Linked DNA regions of Homo sapiens: region 2 is linked to region 1. The links are chromatin loops, found by intact Hi-C in ENCODE. Cell type or tissue: HCT116. All regions are shown on one strand. Each heading gives the region's core, and the rest is flanking DNA. Links, peaks and the distances in the headings are about the cores only.

The links. Peaks named below come from ENCODE experiments on the same cell type or tissue, not always from the same donor. Only the 100,000 strongest peaks of a DNase experiment are listed, where the experiment ranks them.
Region 2: a loop joins it to region 1, with 11 times the contacts of the local background. A loop is called at or near these places in 11 of 110 quality-filtered maps.

Annotation. Positions count from the first base shown.
Region 1 is chr14:54,171,542-54,179,509 of GRCh38, reverse strand. The region is part of intron 4 of LOC105370507 (a long non-coding RNA gene); the gene reads left to right. Among named protein-coding and RNA genes, the nearest start is that of BMP4, 220 kb to the right of the region's middle. RefSeq lists a silencer at 1,325-1,619. In HCT116, for the core only: a CTCF peak has its summit at 3,988 (motif pointing right); a DNase peak (open chromatin) is centred at 4,019; H3K27ac peaks cover 4,527 bases.
Region 2 is chr14:54,023,974-54,031,941 of GRCh38, reverse strand. No RefSeq gene overlaps it. Among named protein-coding and RNA genes, the nearest start is that of BMP4, 71 kb to the right of the region's middle. In HCT116, for the core only: a CTCF peak has its summit at 6,086; a DNase peak (open chromatin) is centred at 6,081.

The sequences.
Region 1 (7,968 bases), core at 1,186-6,185:
GACCATTTTGTGTCCCATTTCCCACCCAAGCAAGTTGAGAACACTACATTTGCTTTTTACTTTTTTCCCTTCATGTTATGACACAAAATCGTTTCTCCAGTTTCAATTACTTTGATGATTGCAGCAGCAATGATTAAGAGAAAATACATCTTTGAAAGGGGCAGAAATATGGTAAGCCTTTCCCACTGATGGTAGCTAAAAAGCATATACTAAACAACTACAGAATACCCAGCACATTGATGGGTGCTGTGTGGTACAGAAAGAAGAAACAAGCCCCATAGGAGCTCACTGCAGACATATCTGAGTGAAGGAGTAAAGGGTTGGAGCTCAGGAAAGGGAAAAGCATATCATCATCTCATTGCTGGACTCTGATCCCTTAAAGCCCAAGTTGAGGAGGAAGTGGTCAGAAGAAAAGTGTATTTTTAGCCCCCTCCCATTTTAGAGACATTCTAAGATGGAGCTAGCAGGAGGAGAAGGATAGATATGGGATGGCAAACTGGTTTATTTGCAATAGGCTGGTTTTAATTCTCCACAGTAGTGAGTTTGAGGGCAATGCAATGCAAAGGACAACTTATTTATTTAATGTTAGGTTATAAGCAACCTTGAAGGCAAAAATCCTCCTCTTTTTGTCTTTTTATTTTTTTTTAACCCTCCATAGTATCCCGTCCAAAGGCAGCAGGTAAGTGGTAGGGTCCAGCCCTCAAAGAAGCTGATATTCTCCACCCACCTCCGTATACACTTGTAAGTTGAGAGCCAAATCCTCTGTCAGACACATTTTCCTTGTCAAATCATGCCCGTCCCACCTCACTGACACTGATAGTCCTGGGAGCCAATTCTGATGCCAACCTGTGTTGAACTCCTAGATGTGAGTGCACTTTCTTGAAGGGCAGGTTGGGCTAAAACTTGACCTTTGGGAGCTTTGAGAGGTGGGAAGAGGAGCAGAGGGCTGCCGGGGAGAGAGAGATTTCCTGGTTATTGCTATAGGGAGTCTGTTTACTTGCCTTCAAGGGTCACAGGCATCTGAATGGACTTCTCTGGCTCTGCTCTTGGGTTTGATTTCAGAGGACTTGGTCCTGTGGAATTCCACTCCCCATCGACCCTCCCCTTACTGTTAGGTATGGGACTTTTATTCCACAGTTATGACTCAAGCCTTCCTGAGGAGCACTGCAGCTTTCTTGCAGCAGCAGCAATTGGAAAGGCTGTTTTAAGTGGAGTTTACTGTTGTTGTATAAACCTTCATTTAAAATTGACTATAAAGTGTTTCTGAACCTGCCAAACACGCATTAAAATATTTTGCTCCATTTATGCCTATGTGTAACATTTGGTTTCTAAAAAGCTTTAATCAGTAATCTTCAAGTAGGAAGTTATTCATCTTTATTGCCAGTCGGTTCTCAGTGGTGGTCGTGGCAACAATCTTTTTATTGCTTCTGTGTTTAGTTGTTCTTTGACATGATAGAAGTCAGCCGCAGTTCAATGAGCTCACTATTTGTGCAACTTAATTGCTTGCTTCCTTCAATACATACTAAATTTTTCCTTTTATGAGCAGGGCTGTTGGAAAAATTAAGCTTAAGGATATAGCCATCCACTTTTAATTAACCTCCTTCCCAAACACATTAGTAAAATAGGTCAAATAACTGCTGAGTGCTAAGTGTACTGTTACTAAGGTCCTCCTCGGCTGAGAAGTGAATCCTGTATTAAGTGGACAAATATTGGAGCGTTGAGTATTTTCTGGAAGCCATGATGACATAAGAATAATGCTTTATAACAGTATTCTCTGCTGCACCATCTCCTCTAGGTTGTATGTATGGTTTGACTTTATCTGGCTCTACCATGGTTTTAGGTTATTTCGTTACATCTGTGTGAAATAAATAAAATATTTCTTTGGGTTTTGTTTTGTTTTTTGCTTTCTAGGTTATTGCTTCTTTTAAAGGGGGACCCAAAATTCAGCTTTTCCTTTTAGTAGTAACCCTGCTCTTATTTTGATTCACAATTCTTAGAATAATCTGGATATGTATAAATGCTTGTGATGAGTACAAAAATATGCTCAGTGAGGGAACTAATCTATCAAAATAGATTTATATAGAACTCTTATAATTCCTCTCCATGTCAGGGTTATATTCAGATGGAAAATCACTTTAATTGCAGCGGTGAAGGGCAGATTGGAGCTTTGCCAGCTTGACAGAAAATATTTTGAAGTTTATAGACCAAAAGAAAAAAAGAAAACGTGACAGTTTCCGAATTTGGCAGAAGGCAGGAAAATGTCAGGATATAGTTTATACTTTTAGAAAGGGGAACACAAAAGCAAAGACAATTAAAATGGGAGAATGTGCCAGATAGAGCTAAAGGTGAACATTTGTGATCTCTGTCCTCTATCTGCAGTTCCATGTTTAGCCTTTAAATGGGAGTGAGTGAAGAGTGAAGAGAAAAAGGAAACCCCCTCAACTGAATGCCAATAGACACAATAATTTCTTAAAAATGATTACTCAGTTATAATCTAATCTAAATCTTGCAGATTCATAGGTAGAGAATCTACGTTTCTCAAATAATCTGTTCTGATAAAATGACTACGTTTCTCAAATAACCTGTTCTGATAAAATGACTACGAGTTGGGTCAATACTTGTCCAGTGTATTTGTACCTCCTGACTTGGGTATATTTTCTGCATTAAGCTTAGTTATTGAGAAGCTTCTTGCAGCACCTTTTTTTCACTGTCGCATCAGAATGTCAGCGAATTGATGATATTCTGAACAGAATTGATGATGAAATGGTAAACTTTGTGGATCTTAGTTCGCCCACCTGCTAAAGAGGGGTAATGACCCTGTGCCAGTCTACACCCCAGGGGATTGTTAAAAAAGTTGATTAATCCTTGTCAGGAGTCTTAAGGCAAAAACATTTTCCCTGTGCCTTACTGTACCCCATCATGATGAGGCTTGCAGGAATGACTTCTTATTCGTTAGTTGTTAGTTATTTCTTTATATATATATATATTTTTTTTTTCGGAGTCTTGCTCTGTTGCCCAGGCTGGAGTGCAGTGGCACGATCTCAGCTCACTGCAACCTCAGTCTCCTGGGTTTAAGTGATTCTCTTGCCTCAGCCTCCCAAGCAGCTGGGATTACAATCACGCACCACCACACCTGGCTAATTTTTGTATTTTTCTGTAGAGACAGGGTTTCACCATGTTGGCCAGGCTGATCTCAAACTCCTGACCTCAAGTGATCCGCCCACCTCGGCCTCCCAAAGTGCTGGGATTACAGGCATGAGCCACCGCGTCCGGCTAGTTGTGGGTTCTAAAGGTTATTCTCTCTTATCTTTTGCCTGGTTAAGGCCTAAGATGCGAATGGCGATTGTTGACACATGGGAAATAGTTGAACCATCTGAAAGGTTAAGTATGGGAAGGGAGCACTGCATTTTCACATGCCTGCAGATGCTCTGGTGCCTGTCATTTCTGTGCTGGTCCACAGACTTCAGGCTGGGGTGGAGAGGGAGACTGTAACTTTTGGTGAAGGAAGAGCTGCTATGAATCAAAGTCAAGGGACTGAGTTAATGCTTTATTCCTGTCTAAACAATTAAGATGGCAAATTTCATACCTTTGGAAAGTTGAAAATACTTGTCTAAGAAAAGAAAAAAAAAGTGGAAGTCTAGGATTGACAGGTACGAGGAAATAAAGGATTTTGGAAACTTTCTGAGGCATTTAGTCTTGGTAATCATTTTTTTTTTGTATTCTTACACAGAGCCCTATTGCCAAGCTGCCTGAGGCAAATTTGCATGTGTTAGGTTTAACTCAGGCAACTTAGGTTTGCCTTTAAAATAGCCAAAACTTTGCCTCAGCATATGTTGGGTCATGTTAACCCTTCATGAATTGACATTTTGCTCATTTCATGGATTTGTCCACTATGGCTGTGGCTTTTCTAGCAGTCATTGGTAGACTTTAATTAAACAAATCCCGGAGGGAGACCTTGGAGCCACAAAAATACTTTCTACAACCAGCAGGTGGCACTGTGGATACTACAGTGGTGAAGAAACTGGGATATAGGAGGCAAAGATGAAAGCGGGGAGAACTCGGATAATGAGATAATATAAGCTAGTCTACAGATCTTTGAGAGGTTAACAGGGCATCTCAGAAAGCTATAAACCAGTCTCTGAATGTGGAAGGCTGCCATGGATTTGCCTTATAAGAACATTTCTCTGATTTTTAAAGTCTTTCCAGTGATACAATTGATATCTGCTTAAATTCTACTTATATGCTACTGCCCTGAGTTGAAAAACAAACTTGAACAGAAGATTTTTAGGTAATTTTAGAAATAAACATTTACACATATTCTAAAACCATAGCATGTAAAATAGGAACTCAAGCCTGGTGTATATAAAGTATTAAAAATTACATTTCATGCTTAGAGAATATTATTCACTAAGGAAACATGTTAATTTGATTTATTTTATTATATTAAAGAGATAGTAAGGACATTTTCTTGACCTGCATTAGCTTCTGCATTCTTTGTTGTCTATGATTCTCTTTAAGAATTTATTTGAAAGAGACTTCTGTAAATCAACTTTTATAACATACTTTTTGGGGTAAAGTTTGCTTCTTTGGAAGTTCATGTAGTGATTTATCTAGGTAATCAAATTGAATTCAGAGGTGGCAACGATTATTTACTTCCAAGTGAAATCTTCTTGAGATAGTAGGAATTGTCCATACTACCAGGGTTCTTTTGTGAGGGTTGGTGCTTTTTTCTTTTTTCCTGAGACATCAGAAGAAAACTTCTTTTGTAGCTTAGACCAGAGGCAGAGGCAGGTCCTGAGAAGGAAATGTAATTCCTCTCAATAAACATTTCCTAAGCTAAGGCCTCTTGGGAACACTGGCCTTTCTGCAGAAATGTGGACTTCTCTCCCTGACAAATTTATGCTCTCTGGGGGCAGATGTTTGAGCTACTTTTCCTCTCTGCCTCCAGCGGTAGAAAACAATTGTGTCCCTATGCTGGTGGAGTCCATTGTTCCAGAGGAAAGCTGAGGGGTTTGTGAATATGTGGAGGACTGCTGTAGAAATCAGTAATAGATTGATTATCGCATCCTACCTGAGGGCAAGGAACTGGGGATGGAAGTGGGAAGAGGAACAACAAAGCTAGATTTAGGATAAGGTGGCAGAACTTGAGATCTGACAGTGGCAGGTCAGAGTCTTAGGGGCCAGTTATAGTGACCTTAGACTCTTGCCCAAGTTCAGAACCTTACATGTTCTAGCCTGCCCGGTCTGGTGGGAGCTGAGGCAGCCATCTGGCTGAGTTGCTGAGGGAGGATGCTGTGAGTGGTCTCTCCACGTGACTGGAAAGTTTGACCAACTGAGGGGACCCAGGAATGGAAACCAGTTTACTGTATATTCAGAAACAGGGATATTTCTGATTCACCAGGGCAGGCCTCTCTCCTATTTCTTGGAACAGATTCCCTTCTTCTGAGTCTGGAGCCTGGGCAGTGCTTGAGCAGCAACAAGGAGCATAAGTTTCCTGTCACTTCCTCTTTGGCAGGTTGTGTCTGCAGACACTGGCTCCCATACCCCATAATTACTTTTTCACATTTTTTAATATAGTAACACATGGTTGGGCTTGTGGTGGGGGAACCAAGTGATGCCTCCAGGCCATGAACACTATAAATAACTTCAGGGATCATTTTATACGGTTAGGGAAGGAAGCAGCTTCTTTCTTAAGAAATAGCTTCAAGCAAAGAAGCAGGATTTAGGAACAAATAACTTTTATTTTCAAGAGCCCCTTTGCCTTTTCTATTTCTCTACAGATCAGCGATCTTATTGGTATTAATTTGTCTTCTCACCAGCCTTTCTTATACCACTTTTCAGCTTAGAGTGGTGATTGTAGCCATCTCGTCATATAGAGAAAAGTACATACATTTTGTTTATGAATGTGCAACTTTGAGCTTTGAGCTATCAAGTCCATTTTCCAAGGTTTGCTTATGACTCTGAATTCCCTAACAGGCACCCATGTACAAGCATATGTGTTGACTGAAGACCCATGTTATTTAAAGGGACTTCAATAAGAAATCTAGAAATAGTTCCTCATGCCTCTGACCATATTTTTAAACCACCTAAGGCAGCCCAATCTTAGAGTTTCCTGGGAATAGTTATTTAGGACATTTGTTGCAGGGACTCATGTTTAACAATCTTCATTGTCAGGAAGTTCTTCGTTTTATATAAATTTCCAATGTATTTAAAATGTTTTGCTTCTTTATTCAGTAGAGGTTGACAACAGCTTATTATGATTAGCTTTCAATAACTACCTTTTATGTGTTTCAATGGCCTAGTTTCTAAACTTGTACATAATTTAATAATTAACACCTAAATAAGAACAACACTACTTTCAATTTAATAAAAGCCTAATAGAAAAGTATCTGTAGCAAAAATATTCCAAAAACACTTTCTAGGTTTCACTAGAGTCTGTATGCTTTTGCTTGACCCATGTTTGTACAAATTTGATCCTCACAGTTCATTTCTAAAGCAGAGCAAGTAGTCTGGATTATCTTTGCATTATATGTAATATTGCTCTATAATATATTTACATTATAGGTAGGCAAAGACACTAGCCCAATGACAGAGATACAAAAAGGACCACAACTGTCCTAGGCATTAGAATATGTTTCTCTCTTAGTGACATTAATTCACTGAAATAAAACTATATCGATAGGCAAATGGGTTCATTTTACTCCTTGCATCTTGCATAAGTGTTGCATAATCATCTGGGACCAGGGACAAAAACTGCAGTGATAGGCAAGTCTGCGGGACTGGGCAGGAGCAAATGGGACAGATGCCCAGGAGGGATATATGGGGAAAATCAAAATCTATAGTCCTTAGTCGCTCTGGACTAATATTTGCCAAGCTCACAGGGTACCTGGCACTGTGCTCTGGATTTCCAATATAAATTTCTTCTCTTGCAGAAGGAGCTATCATTTTACTTCTCTCCTAAAAATGTGTTCTTGTAGACAGTGGTGGTTCCTTCATCAGAGGGCTTGACCTATAATGTCTCTGGCTTGTGTGCACCTAATGCTGTGGTGTTTGCATGACTGAGGAGTCACAAAGAAATTGCGGTTGAATGTCATTTCCAACAAATAATACTGTTTGATGATTTTATTTTAAAGACTTCTTGAGTGCTGAGAATCTGGTACAGCATATGTTTTGATGTGGTGCAGTGACAGCCACAATATCTGTCAAAAGGAACTATGAGAGATTAAATAGCAGAGTGCTTTTCTCTCATGATGTAGATGTAGCAGTACTTGCGAAGGAAAAAGCTTGTATTGTTTCTTGGACCCATCCCCTACACTCCTACACCGACCCTGTGAGATTAAGTAAGCTGGCAGCAGAACTGCAAGTTCTTGTTAACCATACATGCCCCAAGGCCCTAACACAAACAATCCCTATTATAAAATAAGACCTTTACAAATAATATTTTCAGAAAATACTTGTATTTGTTTTCTGCCATGCTGCATTTTTTGAGATGGTTACATGCTTACCTTAGGGAATGGCATGTCGCCAAAGCTAGAGGTCTGCCTGCTGAAGTTTCAATAGTGCTCATTATGAAGGAGAAGAAGTTTCTATTCCTACCCCTGGAAGGAAAAAGCCACTCACAGATAAAGTGTATGATATGATTACCATTGCTTTAGATAACCACAAGTAGTACTTCCGACATGATAAGGGATCGTTTTCTGTCTTGATCGTACAGAGCTTAGCTCAGCCTTTTTAAGCATTGGTGGCATTTTTGAAGGCCACTTGATTAGTTTGGATCCTGAGGGAGCATGAAGTTGCCATGCAGATAAAAATCAACACTGGTTTCAGCTACTGCAGCAATTGCAGTGATAGTAGGGGGTCCTTTGGAAGAGGTTTGGAATCGGGACGAAAGGCCCTAGTGACTTTGGCAGAGTTATTTAAAGGTCTTGTGACTAAACACCAAGCATATCAGGAACTCTGAGACAGTTC
Region 2 (7,968 bases), core at 1,725-6,724, 150 kb after region 1:
AAGCTTCATAAGTGAAGGAGAAATAAAATCCTTTACAAACAAGCAAATGCTGAGAGATTTTGTCACCACCAGGCCTGCCTTACAAGAGCTCCTGAAGGAAGCACTAAACATGGAAAGGAACAACTGGTACCAGCCACTGCAAAAACATGCCAAATTGTAAAGATCATTGAGGCTAGGAAGAAACTGCATCAACTAACGAGCAAAATAACCAGCTAACATCATAATGACAGGATCAGATTCACACATAACAATATTAACCTTAAATGTAAATGGGTAAATGCTCCAATTAAAAGACACAGACTGGCAAATTGGATAAAGAGTCAAGACCCATCAGTGTGCTGTATTCAGGAGACCCATCTCACATGCAGAGACACACATAGGCTCAAAATAAAGGGATGGAGGAAGATCCACCAAGCAAATGGAAAACAAAAAAAAGCAGGGGTTGCAGTCCTATTCTCTGATAAAACAGACTTTAAACCAACAAAGATCAAAAGAGACAAAGAAGGCCATTACATAATGGTAAAGGGATCAATTCAACAAGAAGAGCTAACTATCCTAAATATATATGCACCCAATACAGGAGCACCCAGATTCATAAAGCAAGTCCTTAGAGACCTACAAAGAGACTTAGACTCCCACACAATAATAATGGGAGACTTTAACACCCCACTGTCAACATTAGACAGATCAAAGAGACAGAAAGTTAACAAGGATATCCAGGAATTGAACTTGGCTCTGCACCAAGCAGACCTAACAGACATCTACAGAACTCTCCACCCCAAATCAACAGAATATACATTCTTCTCAGCACCACATCACACTTATTCCAAAATTGACGGAAGGAAAACACTCCTCAGCAAATGTAAAAGAACAGAAATTATAACAAACTGTCTCTCAGACCACAGTGCAATCAAACTAGAACTCAGGATTAATAAATTCACTCAAAACTGCTCAACTACATGAAAACTGAGCCACCTGCTCCTGAATGACTACTGGGTACATAACGAAATGAAGGTAGACATAAAGATGTTCTTTGAAACTAATGAGAACAAAGACACAACATACCAGACTCTCTGGGGCACATTTAAAGCAGTGTGTAGAGGAAAATTTATAGCACTAAATGCCCACAAGAGAAAGCAGGAAAGATCTAATATTGACACCCTAACATCACAATTAAAAGAACTAGAAAAGCAAGAGCAAACACATTCAAAAGGTAGCAGAAGGCAGGAAATAACTATGATCAGAGCAGAACTGAAGGAGATACAGACACAAAAAACCCTTCAAAAAATCAATGAATCCAGGAGCTGGTTTTTTGAAAAGATCAACAAAATTGACAGACCACTAGCAAGACTAATAAAGAACAAAAGAGAGAAGAATCAAATAGATGCAATAAAAAATGATAAAGGGGATATCACCACCAATCCCACAGAAATACACACTACCGTCAGAGAATACTATAAACATCTCTATGCAAATAGATTAGAAAATCTAGAAGAAATGGATAAATTCCTGGATACATATACCCTCCCAAGACTAAACCAGGAAGAAGTTGAATCCCTGAACAGACCAATAACAGGCTCTGAAATTGAGGCAATAATGAATAGCCTACCAACCAAAAAATGTCCAGGACCAGATGGATTCACAGCCGAATTCTACCAGAGGTACAAAGAGGAGCTGATACCATTCCTTCTGAAACTATTCCAATCAATAGAAAAAGAGGGAATCCTCCCTAACTCATTTTATGAGGCCAGCGTCATCCTGATACCAAAGCCTGGCAGAGACACAACAAAAAAAGAGAATTTTAGACCAATATCCCTGATGAACATCGATGCAAAAATCCTCAATAAAATACTGGCAAACCAAATCCAGCAGCACATCAAAAGCTTATCGACCATGATCAGGTTGGCTTCATCCTTGGGATGCAACGGTGGTTTAACATATGCAAATCAATAAAGGCAATCCATCATATAAACAGAACCAAAGACAACCACATGATTATCTCAATAGATGTAGAAAAGGCCTTTGACAAAATTCAGCAGCCCTTCATGCTAAAAACTGAATAAACTACGTATTGATGGAACATATCTCAAAATGATAAGACCTATTTAGGACAAACCCACAGCCATTATCATACTGAATGGGCAAAAACTGGAAGCATTCCCTTTGAAAACTGGCACAAGACAGGGATGCCCTCTCTCACCACTCCTATTCAACATAGTGTTGGAATTTCTGGCCAGGGCAATCAGGCAGGGGAAAGAAATAAAGGGTATTCAAATAGGAAAAGAGGAAGTCAAATTGGCCCTGTTTGCAGACGACATGATTGTATGTTTAGAAAACCTCATTGTCTCAGCCCAAAAACTCCTTAAGCTGATAAGCAACTTCAGCAAAGTCTCAGGATACAAAATCAATGTGCAAAAACCACAAGCATTCCTATACACCAATAACAGACAAACAGAGAGCCAAATCATGAGTGAACTCCCATTCACAATTGCTTCAAAGAGAATAAAATACCTAGGAATCCAATTTACAAGGGATGTGAAGGACCTCTTCAAGGAGAACTACAAACCACTGCTCAACAAAATAAAAGAGGACACAAACAAATGGAAAAACATTCCATGCTAATGGAGAGGAAGAATCAATATCGTGAAAATGGCCATACTGCCCAAGGTAATTTATAGATTCAATGCCATCCCCATCAAGCTACCAAAGACTTTCTTCACAGAATTGGAAAAAACTACTTTAAAATTCATATGGAACCAAAAGGAGCCCGCATTGCCAAGACAATCCTAAGCCAAAAGAACAAAGCTGGAGGCATCACGCTGCCTGACTTCAAACTACACTACAAGGCTACTGTAATCAAAACAGCATGGTACTGGTACCAAAACAGATATAGACCAATGGAACAGAACAGAGCCCTCAGAAATAATACCACACATCTACAACCATCTGATCTTTGACAAATCTGACAAAAACAAGAACAAGAAATGGGGAAAGGATTCTCTATTTAATAAATGGTGCTGGGAAAACTGGCTAGCCATATGTAGAAAGCTGAAACTGGATCCCTTCCTTACACCTTATACAAAAATTAATTCAAGATGGATTAAAGACTTAAATGTTAGACCTAAAACCATAAAAACCCTAGAAGAAAACCTAGGCCATACCATTCAGGACATAGGCATGGGCAAGGACTTCATGTCTAAAACACCAAAAGCAATGGCAACAAAAGCCAAAATTGACAAATGGGATCTAATTAAACTAAAGAGCTTCTGCACAGCAAAAGAAACTATCATCAGAGTGAAGAGGCAACCTACAGAATGGGAGAAAACTTTTACAATCTACCCATCTGACAAAGGGCTAATATCCAGAATCTACAAAGAACTTAAATAAATTGACAAGAAAAAATCAAACATCCCCATCAAAAAGTGGGTGAAGGATATGAGCAGACACTTCTCAAAAGAAGACATTTATGCAGCCAACAGACACATGAAAAAATGCTCATCATCACTGGCCATCAGAGAAATGCAAATCAAAACCACAATGAGGTAACTTCTCACATCAGTTAGAATGGCAATCATTAAAAAGTCAGGAGACAACAGGTGCTGGAGAGGATGTGGAGAAATAGGAACACTTTTACACTGTTGGTGGGACTGTAAACTAGTTCAACCATTGTGGAAGACAGTGTGGTGATTCCTCAAGGATCTAGAACTAGAAATACCATTTGACCCAACCATCCCATTACTGGGTATATACCCAAAGGATTATAAATCATGCTGCTATAAAGACAGATGCACACATATGTTTATTGTGGCACTATTCACAATAGCAAAGACTTGGAACCAACCCAAATGTCCAACAATGATAGACTGGATTAAGAAAATGTGGCACATATACACCATGGAATACTATGCAGCCATAAAAAAGGATGAGTTCATGTCCTTTACAGGGACATGGATGAAGCTGGAAACCATCATTCTGAGCAAACTATCGCAAGGACAGAAAACCAAACACTGCTTGTTCTCACTCATAGGTGGGAATTGAACAATGAGAACACTTGGACACAGGATGGGGAACATCACACACTGGGGGCCTGTCGTGGGGTGGGGGAAGGGGCGAAGGATAGCATTAGGAGATATACCTAACGTAAATGACGAGTTAATGGGTGCAGCACACCAACATGGCACATGTATACATATGTAACAAACCTGCACGTTGTGCACATGTACCCTAGAACTTAAAGTATAATTTAAAAAATAAGTAAATAAATAAATAAAAGAATTCTCAACTTGAGAAAAAGGTATTTTGAACTACATGATAATGAAGGTATTTCATATTTGTAGGAAACAGCTAAAGCAGTGCATAGAAGGACATTTATACTTTTAAGTGTTTATTTTAGAAAAAATGCTTAAAATAAATGATCTACACTTCTACTTGAAGATGACAGAAAAAGGAGGAAATTGAACCAAAATTAAGAAGAAATATGAAAATGATACATACAAGAATGAAAAGCAATTTACATAGAAAAGGGACAGAAAATAGAGAAAAGTAACAAAGTCAAAAGTTTGTTCTTTGAAAATGTTAATAAAATTGATTAAAATATAGTAAGACAGAGAAAAAAGAGAATGTACAAGTCACAGTTGTCAGGAATGAAAGAGAGGTCATCACTACTGATCCTAGAGGCATTAAAAGGATAGTAAAGGGGTAGTATGAACAATTTTATGCAAATAACTTCAAGAACACAGATGAACAATACATCAGAAGCAATACTTTATACCTGGAGGTATTGCAGAAATTATTAACATCATCACAAAGTTGAAAGACAAAGGAGTGGTGAATCCTCCTATCTTCATGACAAGTTACCTAGTAATAACAAGTAATTTTGGAGAATATCAGTCGATTATTGTAAAATTAGTTAGGTAGTAATAGTAACTCCAATCAGCTCCTATCCTAGATGTGGGTTCTATCTAGTTTGCTGCAAGACTGCCTATCATGAATGGGTATTATCTTACTTATCAAGTCATAAAATTGGGTTGCCTAGCAGCACTTACTCAACAAGGCTAAGCAAGTGACATAAGACTGAGTTTAAGCAGGCCTTAAATGTACCAGTGAGTTGTGTGAGCAAGCGGCTCACATTCTCAGTGTTCCTACTGTTGATGCATAGCCACATCACCTTCTACCTGCTTACATAGCTTCATGGGTGGGAGGAGTACCCTATGACCAGTTGATTAAAGAAGCAAAACATTAAACTTGATTTTTAGGTGATACTGTGCTATATGCAGACTGTTCTCATTAACCTCAATTGTGTGTGATGACAAGGACAATGATGAAGAGAAATCCTCTCTGTAATAGGCAGAATTATATGTGGAATATCTTTTCTTCACATATCCTGGAAAGAAAGTTGTCCTGCATTACGAGTCTAAAATGACTTATAATCAGTGGCTAATACTTGTCTGGGTCATCAGGGACTAGAGAAGAACAATACTGAGGATTGATAATGAGAGGATCTAGGGGCAGGGTAAGTGGATGGAAACCTCTATTATACCAAGGGTGGGTGGTAGGAGTGGCTTGCCCCAGGTACAAGCAACTTTTTAGAACTTAGACCAGCAGAAAGTTTTTTGAGAGGGAGTATTGTGAACTGGCATTGTTTGGAATTGCTAGCAGATGGTGCTAAGAAGAAGAAGATTAAATCGTAGTTGCCATTATTATTATTATTATTTAAATTATCTGCCAACAATGCACTTCTTATCACCTGCACCTGTTGAACCACTCCCATTTCCCCACCTTAGGTCCAGAGTGTGTCAGTATTGGTGCCTTATGAATGCTCACCAATGGCCCTCAAAACTAAGGACTTTCTCAATCAGATGGCAAAGGATGGACCAGATGGCCAGTTCAGGGATGTAAGTCAGCAGCCACTTTCCTTGGCCACTCCAGTGATTGCTCAGTGAGCTTATTGAAAGTGTGGTGGGAAGGATGAAAATTATATATGTGGGATATGGCTTCTTTCACTGCTGTGTGTCTACTTTGCCAACATCAGAGATTAACACTGAGCCCTGCTATGTCACCATAAATCAGTATCACTGGCCAGCCACCTGGTGGCAGAATAATGATATTGGACTTTTATTGTTGGCAGGGGGTAGGAATTAACCTTACTGGAATAAACAGTCTTATATGAAATTGTCTTCCTTAAAGCACTCAACTCATAAAACTAGAAAAGATAAATAAACGAAATTGAAGAGAGGCATAATAGAGACAAAAACAGAAATACTTTTAAACTACAACAACCACAAAAAAGATTTTAACAATAAAACCTATAGGTCATAAATTGAAAAGACTTATGAAATAGACAAAAACTATTGCTATTCCACTAATAGATTAATACAGAGAGAATGGCAAATAAATATTTGGAATGAGAAAGGCAACAAAATGGTAGATAGGAAAAATTATTTAAGAATCTGTCTTTAGGCTGGGTGTGGTGGTTCACGCCTGTAATCTCAGCATTTTGGGATGCCGAGGTGGGCAGATCACGGAGTCAAGAGATCGAGACCATCCTGGCCAACATGGTGAAACCCTGCCTCTATTAAAAATACAAAAAAATTAGCTGGGCACGGTGGTGTGTGCCTGTAGTTCCAGCTACTTGGGAGGCTGAGGCAGGAGAATCACTTGAACATGGGAGGTGGAGGTTGCAGTGAGCTGAGATCACGCCACTGCACTCCAGCCTCGTGACAGAGTGAGACTCTGTCTCAAAAAAAAGAGAAGAATCTGTCTGTAAGTGTATATCAATAGACTTGAAAATCTTGATTAAATCGATAATTTTCTAGGTAACTGCAAATTATCAAAATTAACTAAAGGAGGTAAAAAAAAATCTGAAATAGGCTAATAAAAGGAATAAAATAAAAAAAGATAGTAAAAGGCCTACCACTCTGAAAAAAGGCACCAGGTTCAGATAGTCTTACGTGCAAATTGTACCACATTCTTAAATATTAGATAATTCCTAGGCCATATAAACTAAATGACATTTACACCTAGTTGATTTTTGACAAAGGTGCCAAGAACACACAGTGGTGAAAACTGGATATCCAAATACAGAAGAATGAAATTAGACCCTTACCTCACACCATATACAAAGATCAACTCAAAATGGATTAATGTAAAACCCAAAACCATAGAACTACTAAAAAAAAAAAAATAGGGGAAAATCCCCACAATATTGGCCTGGGAAATGCTCTTTTTGGATATGACCTCAACAACACAGGAGACAAAAGCAAAAATAGACAAATGAGATTACATCAAATTAAAAAGACAGCAAAGGAAACAGAGTAAAGAGACAGTCTACAGAATAGTGGAAAATATTTGCAAATTATACTTCTAATACAAGGGTTAATATCCAAAATATATAGGGAATTCAAACAACTCAATAGCAAAAAAACAACCCAATTTAAAAATAGGCAAAAGACATGCAAATGACCAATAGGCATATGAAAAAATGCATCATTAATCATCATGGAAATGCAAATAAAAAAAAACCACAGTGATATATCACTTCACTCCTGTTAGAATGGCTATTATCAAAACGACAAAAGATAAGTGTTGATGAGAACACTAATGTAGAGAAAAGGGAATCCTTGCACACTAAGGGAATGCAAATTAGTACAGCCATTATGGAAGACAGTATATAGTTTCCTCAGAAAATTAAAAATAAGACTACCATATGATTTAATAATCCCACTGTTGGGTATATATCCAAAGGAAATAAAGTTAGTATGTTGGGGAGACATCTAAGCACTCCCATGTTTATTTTACCCCTGTTCACAATAGTCAAGATATGGAATCAACCCATGTCCATTAACAGATGAATGGATAAAGAAAATGTGATATATATGTCATATGTATATATGAATATCTTATATATATCAGATATCAGATATATCATATATATATATAAATATTATTCGGCTGTAAAAAGAAGGAAAT